Linked DNA regions of Homo sapiens: region 2 is linked to region 1. The links are chromatin loops, found by intact Hi-C in ENCODE. Cell type or tissue: heart left ventricle. All regions are shown on one strand.

Evidence for each region. Hi-C counts contacts between places; a loop is a spot of excess contacts. Peaks named below come from ENCODE experiments on the same cell type or tissue, not always from the same donor. Only the 100,000 strongest peaks of a DNase experiment are listed, where the experiment ranks them.
Region 2: it touches region 1 in a loop (2.3-fold over the local background); 6 of 110 quality-filtered maps call a loop at or near these places.

Annotation. Positions count from the first base shown.
Region 1 is chr9:7,534,421-7,538,420 of GRCh38, forward strand. No RefSeq gene overlaps it. Among named protein-coding and RNA genes, the nearest start is that of DMAC1, 260 kb to the right of the region's middle. In heart left ventricle, a CTCF peak has its summit at 2,104 (motif pointing left); no DNase peak of the experiment used is centred here.
Region 2 is chr9:7,333,206-7,337,205 of GRCh38, forward strand. The region is part of intron 2 of LOC105375970 (a long non-coding RNA gene); the gene reads left to right. Among named protein-coding and RNA genes, the nearest start is that of DMAC1, 460 kb to the right of the region's middle. In heart left ventricle, no CTCF peak of the experiment used is centred here; no DNase peak of the experiment used is centred here; H3K27ac peaks cover 940 bases.

The DNA.
Region 1 (4,000 bases):
GGGGTGGTGGTGGTGTCAACTCATTGTTCCAGTTGACTGATACAGAAACTAAAGCTTTTTAGCTTTGCCAGCTTGTGAGTACAAATATGGTTTGATTAAAATTAAAAAACCTAGTTTCAATGGCACTGAGCCTCAGTTGCTAAATCTTAAAGAGCTAGAAGTGTAAGTTTTCATAGTTTCCCCATTCAAAGTATTTCCGATAATTCCTAAAGCGTACTCTTAGATTATCCTCTTGTCTTCTTGCTGCTTCACTCGCTGTGCAGGAAGTGCTCAGCCTCAGTTCCAGGAAATTCCACAGAGATGCTGTTTCTAGCTATGAGTCTGTTCCAACTTCTCTGAGAAACTCCCTTTAGATGTGAGTGGAGCAAGCAATCTACTAGTTCTCCACCACGTTTTCAGTGCTGGTGGATCTGGAGACCCTGGAATAGCATTGATCCAGGAACCCAGAGCTCCTCTGAATTCTCAGTGCTGCTGGAAAACCCAGGATTCATGACACTCTTATGAAATGGGCAGGAGTGCCCCACTGTGTTTCGCTCAGTTAAGTTCAGTCCTACAGCAAAGTTGCTTGAGCCCAAACATGTCACAGTACTTAGTGATACAGTCCTTTAAATTTAGAACCTCTTCTTTGCCAGTTGTACAGATGAGAAGTTTTGAAATTAATCTCCCAGAACCCTCAATTCCTTCCAAGCTCTAAACCCTATTACTATTTAAGGTATTCAGAAATTATGATGCAGATGTATAATTCTGCTTCAATGCCTCAAATTTGATAGTGTCCTAGGGTGATACTGATCTCAAAGAAGTAGAAGTAAAATTTTAGGCACTATTATGAAAAAATTTAAAGTTAGGGCTTTTCTTTGTGCCTCAAATCACATATGCCTAAAGCAGAGTTTGGCAAACCTTCTGTAAAAGGCCACAGGGTAAATATTTTAGGCTTTGGGGGCCGTAGAGTCTCTGTCACAACTATGCTACTCTACTGTTGTGGTATAAAAACAGGCATAGACAATTACATAAACAAATTGGCATGGCAGTGTTGTAGCAAAACATTAGTACAAAATCAGGTGGTAAGCTGCATTTGACCCATTGGCCATAGTTTGCTAACCTCTAGCCTAAAGCATGGCCTTTGGAATTATTTTTCTATTTGAATTCTCATTGTTATTCATATCTATGCTGTACCCAGACATGTTCTTTAATCTCCCTGAACCTCAGTTTTATCATCTGTAAAATGGGATTGTGCCATTGACCTCATTGGCCTACTGTAAAGATTAAGAAGATATATGTTCAAAACCATCACCCCGACCAAAGTAACCTGCGTAACATATAGCTAGCATCCTGTTAAGTTCATTCATTCTCTTCTGCTATTGTTTGAATGTTTATGTTCCTTCCAAATTCAAATGTTGAAATCTTAACTCCCCAAAGTGATGGTATCTGGAGGTGAGACCTTTGAGAGGTCACTGGAGTCCTCATAAAACAAAACTCAGAGAGACCACTTTCCTCTTCTACCATGTGAGGATGCAGCAATAAGTCACCTTCTTTGAGTCAGAGAGCAGGTCCTCATCATACATGACTCTTCCTTAATATTGGATTTCCCGGCTTCCAGATCTGTGAGGATTACATTTCTTTGTTTATAAGACACTCAGTTTATGATATTGTGTTATAACAGCCTCAATGAAATGAAACTTTTTTTTTTTTTAACCTCTAGTCACTTTTTCTAATTAGCAGTCCTGATTAGAGGACTATAGCCAGGGCAATAAGTGGCCAGGGAGGTTTTCTCTGAGGATAGACGTCAAGACTGGGAAAAATAGGACTCTCCATTTCAGGATCAAAATATGGAGGCCTGAGGTGAGTTTTCACCACATGCAGTTGTTTCTGTTCATCCCCTTATAGGGAATTGAGATTCAGGCAAAAAGTTGACATGACAGTTGGGGAGAAAAACATTTATTTCTTGTACTTAGCAAGAAGTCCCGTCTGCTATAACACCCTGTACCCCACTAGAAAATATAAATCGGGGTGATCTGCATTGGGACTGAGTAGAGATCTTGTGTGTGGACAACATAATCCCCAACCTCAGGGCCCAGGCACACGCATTTGTCTGCTAGAAGGCAGAGTGCCCTCTAGTGTTGGTGATGTGGATAACTTGGCTGATTGATCAGGGTGGCAGCAGGAGGCTCAGCGGCCCAACATACACTTTATGAGGCTTGCTGTCTTACTTCCCTTCACTTTATGATGTGGGGATAGTTTGCACAATTTGTGGGAGCCAGGTGTTCTCCTTCCTTTGCACAGCAGGAGCCAAAAGAGAATTTCAGGGGAACTTCTAACAAAACCATTTTTACTTGTTTCTGGCTGCTGAGTTTTGAGTCTGATGAACCTTCCATCCCTTCATTTAAGCTACAAGGCTCAGGCTATATGATTGGCTACTCACTTGTTTGTTTGTTTTCTGATGATGATTACCTAATGCTTCTTTGGGATTGGAGTTCCTGATTGTTTGAGTTGAGTGCAGCCAGGTGGCCAAGTGCACTGGCTCTCCCTGATCAAGTCAGCTGCAACTCAGTAATCCTCTCTCCACCCCTCACTCCTACCACCACCTTTTGTAAATGTCCTAAGGAATGCTGAGGAGCATTTCCCAGGTACACGCACAGCAATATTGTCAAACGGCACGTTTGCAACCCAGAAAATAACTCTAAGATTTATTGGTATACTTTTACATATATTTATTGATTGAATAGGAAAAAGCATGTGAATTTGGAACCTATTTTTTCTTTATTCTTTAAAAAATGGGAAACATGTGCAGAACATGCAGGTTTGTTACACAGGTATACCTGTGCCATGGTGGCTTGCTGCACCTATTGACTCATCCTCTAAGTTCCTTTACCTCACCCCCACCCCCAACAGGCCCTGGTGTGTGTTGTTCCCCTCTCTGTATCCATGTGTTCTCAATCTTCAACTCCCACTTATGAGTGAGGACATGCAGTGTTTGGTTTTTTTGTTCCTGTGTTAGTTTGCTGAGGATAATGACTTCCAGCTTCATCCATGTCCCTGCAAAGGACATGATCTTATTCCTTTTTATGGCTGCATAGTATTGCACGTTGTATATGTGCCACATTTTCCTTTTCCAGTCTATCATTGATGGGCATTTGGGTTGGTTCTGTGTTTTTGCTATTGTAGATAGTGCTGCAATAAACAAACATGTGCATGTGCCTTTTTAGTAGAATGATTTATATTCCTTTGCGTATATACCCAGTAATAAGATTGCTGGGTCAAGTGGTATTTCTAGTTCTAGATCCTTGAGGAATCTCCATACTGTCTTCCACAATGGTTGAACTAATTTACTCTCCCACCAACAGTGTAAAAGTATTCAGAACTTATATTCAAATCCTGACTCAACCACTCGCTTCCAAAGAGACCTTAGATTAGTTTTAATTTTTCAGAGTGCAAGTTTCCTCATTGGCAAAAAGAGGATATGACAAATACTTACATTGTAGGGTTGCTAAGATAATGAGTGAGAATATATAAAGTGCCTATTACAAAGACTGATACATCCTAGACACTCAATACTTTGATGCTAGCGTAATTATTATTAGATTAAGGGAAGGCCAGAGGAGGGAGGGGGCAAAGGCAGGGTGTTTGGATAAAGAGTAGCAGGACATGAGGTTGGGGTTGAGTCAGGGATGTATTCTGAAGGGCCTCAGAGGTTCTGGAAGGTTTGGATTTTAATTAGTAGAGATCAGATCTACTTAAGTCAGATTAGATTAGAGATAATAGAAAAGAGGTTGGTGACTTAGAAAGAAAAATCTGCTGTGCAGGAGGAAAATAAAGAGATGGCTATTAATTGAAAGACAATGACTTGACCAGGCAGTGGAATTGGATATATACGGGCAGCAGAGAACAGGATTCAAGAATGGGGATGCTGAACCCAGCCACCTGGGTTTTCCCAGCTCTGTCATTTTTAAACTATGTGACCTTTAGCAAGTTACTTAACCCCTCAATATCTCCATTTCTTTCT
Region 2 (4,000 bases), 200 kb before region 1:
CATGTTGCCCAGGCTGTTCTCGAACTCATGGAGTCAAGCGATCTGCCTCGGCCTCCCAAAATTCTGGGATTACATGCATGAGCCACTGTGCCTAGCCTATTTATTACATTTCAAGAAAAACAAAGTTAAAAGTATATTTCTTTTTTTCCTAAAAAAATGGCATTTGTGTACCATTTTCTTTGCATAACACTTGAGAATGAGTTTCCTTCTCATCATGAGTTTAAAGTTTCTTCTGAATCACTTTGGGCCAGTCTTAATTCTGCATATCATCTCTGTTTTGTGCTGCTCCTATAATGTGTGCTTCAAATCTTGATCTCTTTGACATCTGTATCTATATAGCCTAATGTCAAAGTATAGTAAACAATGCAGTTGACCCTTGAACAACACAAGTTTGAACTGCATGGGGCAACTTATATGTGGATTTTTTTCAGTACAAATTACACCAAGAGTGCCTGCCTCTCCTGCCTCCCCTTCCACCTCCTTTACGTCTTCTACCTCTGCCACCCCGAGACAGTAACCCCCACATTGTTCAAGAGTCAACTGTAATGGGATTTTATCCACATTCCCTATTTTGTTAAACTCATAATTTTTTCTTCTATTGAATTACACATCACAGGCCTCTCTTCAAATTTAGCCAGAAGCTTTTACTCATGGATTTTCAGTGCCTAAATAATAGTCCTTCATAATGCATGAATCAGTCACATCAAACTCTCCAAGCTTTTAAGATTTCATGATATATTTGGAGAGACTGGGCACCGTTCCCATATGCATTGCAAGAAATGATAAGTATGTCACAACTTAATCTATTTGGCAGCTTGCAAGTTCTTTTTGATATAAATTATTAAATGCATCCTAATTTTAAAAAAATCAAGAGGTAAAAAAATGCATCATAGAATCAAAGATATATGGTATATGTGTAACAATGCAAATGCTTTTTATTTCAGCATTTTTTTTTCAACTCTGCATGCTTTTCATCCTGCACGCTAGAGTTGCATGGATGTCAAAGATAAATCTGTAACAAAGCCACACCCTCAGACCTTCTGAAGGGGCCTAGGAACTAATATTTATATAAAAAATAAGACCAAAAAACTTCTCAAATTCCAATGAGCAGGCTGATTTGAGGACCACCATTTTAATAATTGGTATACTAGATTACGCTTACAGTGGGAATTGACTTTGGGAAATACCTAGTTCAGCAGCCTAGGATAGAAGGCAGGATTTAGAGAGAACTGTTGTCCAGGAATCTCAGCTACAAAAGGGAATGTCTAGTGGCTTTGCATAGGAAAATGAGAGAATTTATTTTATTGCTCTAATGGAGGAGAGGTAGAGAAGAAAGAGAGGATGAGGAAAGATGTGCTCATGAAATATGAAACCGAGTGACTTAATGTGCAAATGGGCCACGGGAAGTTTTCCTGTGGTGAGGTAGCTAACATAATTTTTGAAAATGATAATGTTCAGTTTGTAATGATTTGCACATTGTCGTATGAAGTTTTCCTGCATCTTTCTTCCAAATGCTTGATTCTATTATACTCCTGAATTCTTTATGTAATTATTTTCTTGGTAGAAATTGAATAGTGAGGTTTGGGCTAAGAAATAAAAACCTAAAGAAATTGAGGAGGGAGCTGAGCTAACACTCTAAAATCTGAAATGATGCAGGACCAAAAAGAGGATTGTGGAGCTGAGATGACCGTGAATATATCATCCCTCAGGAAATCTTAGAAAGAGGTTTGCTTTGTCATAAGGCATGGAATTAGTAGCTTAAGCAAATTTAGTTCAACATGTAAATCCAGGGAATCTTCACTTGACATGCCATTCAACACACAAAAACATACTCCTATATTTTTGTATTCATATTTTAAAATAAATTGGGATCATACTTTGTATCCAGTTTTGTATACTAATTCCTTCACTTAGTATAATGCCACGAACATTTCCCTATATCGTTAATTATTCTTAGAGACTGATATGGTTTGGCTGTGTCCCCAGTCAAATCTCATCTTGAATTGTAGCTCCCATAATTCCCATGTGTTGTGGGAGGGAGCTCATGGGAGATAATTGAATCATGGGGGCAGTTTCCTACATGCTGTTCTCTTGGTGGGGAATAAGTCTCATGAGATCTGATGGCTTTTTAAGGGGTTTACCCCCTTTACTTAATCCTCAATTCTCTCTTACCCCCACCATGTAAGATGTGCCTTTTGTTTTCTACCATGATTTTGACGCCTCCCCAGCTACATGGAACTGTGAGTTCATTAAACCTCTTTTTCTTTATAAATTACTAAGTCCCGGTTATGTCTTTATCAGTAGCATGAAAACAGACTAATACAGAGCATGAATTTTAATAATTGTCTATTTATTAAATAGATCATACTATGATCTATTTAAACATTATCTCATGGGATAGAGTAGGATACTGCCAGTGTTCAGAATTTGAAGTCAGATGCTCTGCCTTCACTGCCCCAGCTGTGTTGCTTAGGCAGGCATTCCCACATCATCACCTTGAAGCTGACACAACGTTATCCTTTACAAAAGGATTTGCAGTTTCAATGGCTAAGAGATTGCTCTGAATTGTTTTAAATTTATGTCTCTTTGATTAGTGAGTTTGAACTCCACTTTACCTGCTATTAGCATTTTACCAATTCATTCTTCTGAAATCAGCTTTCCAGGATTGGAATGTTAATTTATTTGAATGGATATGTATCCATGTGGCTGTGCTGAAAAAAGAAGGTTATCGATCAGGGTAGAGCAAGCAGATCTGCCTCAAGGAAGTGATGTTTCATTTGCATAATCATGTAAATTACATACCTACTTCTTTGAGAGCAAATATCCCAAATTTACCTGCCAAGTGGGATCAGACTCATCTAAAGATATCCAGATGAGGCTTGGTGCGGTCGCTCATGCCTGTAATCCCAGCACTTTGGGAGGCTGGGATGCGCAGATCACGAGGTCAGGAGATCGAGACCATCCTGGCTAACACGGTGAAACCCCGTCTCTACTAAAAATACAAAAAATTAGCCGGGTGTGTTGGCAGGCGCCTGTAGTCCCAGCTACTTGGGAGGCTGAGGCAGGAGAATGGCGTGAACCTGGGAGGCGGAGCCTGCAGTGAGCTGAGATCGCGCCACTGCACTCCAGCCTGGGGGACAGAGTGAGACTCCGTCTCAAAAAAAAAAAAATATATATATATATATCCAGATGAATAAGGCAGAGAAATACTTATGAGAAAAAAAAAACAGAAGTCCAATGAGCTCCCAGTTGCTAGGAAGTTCTTATTAGGGTGGGATTTAGAATAACTGAGCATCATCATCTTCACAGTAGTGAAGAGAAAGGCACAGGAGGCCCTGGATACAAAAACCTGCCAGACAATCTGGCCATGTTTAATGGGTCATGCATGGAAACCATGGAAAACAGCCTAAGCTCAGTTCTAAAAGCCACTTGTCAGCAGACCATTTCATTCACAAAACTGACATAACAATTATAATTAACTTTTCAGTTGGAGGAATATATTGAAGAGATGGTACTCCTTGCTTTCATTCTCTAAAGGAAGCAAGATGATGTTTTCTAAGGGCTTTGAAAGGCAAGTGTCCCTCCTGACAGCTGCCACAAGATAACAAGGAAGAGAACAGACATTAAGCAACTTGTTTATCTTCAGAATCCTGAGGAAGTCACAGGTCTCTGTAGGGATTGGGTATTGGTTGACGTCATGATGTTTTCTGAGAACTACAGTAGAGCAGCTGGGGCCAGGAGGTGTAATAACTCCTGAGCCCAAGCTCTTTTTATTGGTACTGCCCTTATGTCAGTGAAACAAAGAAGGTGAATAAAGCAATTTCTAACTCTTCTAAAGTTAAACCAAGAGTTCACCCAGTGTATTTTCCCTGGGGTTGACGAACTACCACCTGTGTCCTGAGAGCAAAGATTTTTTTTTCTTTTTTACATTTTTAAGTGTAAAATGTAAAGGACTGTTAGCCTTTTGTAAGAACAGCTGCTTCATTTTGCCTTTTGGCTG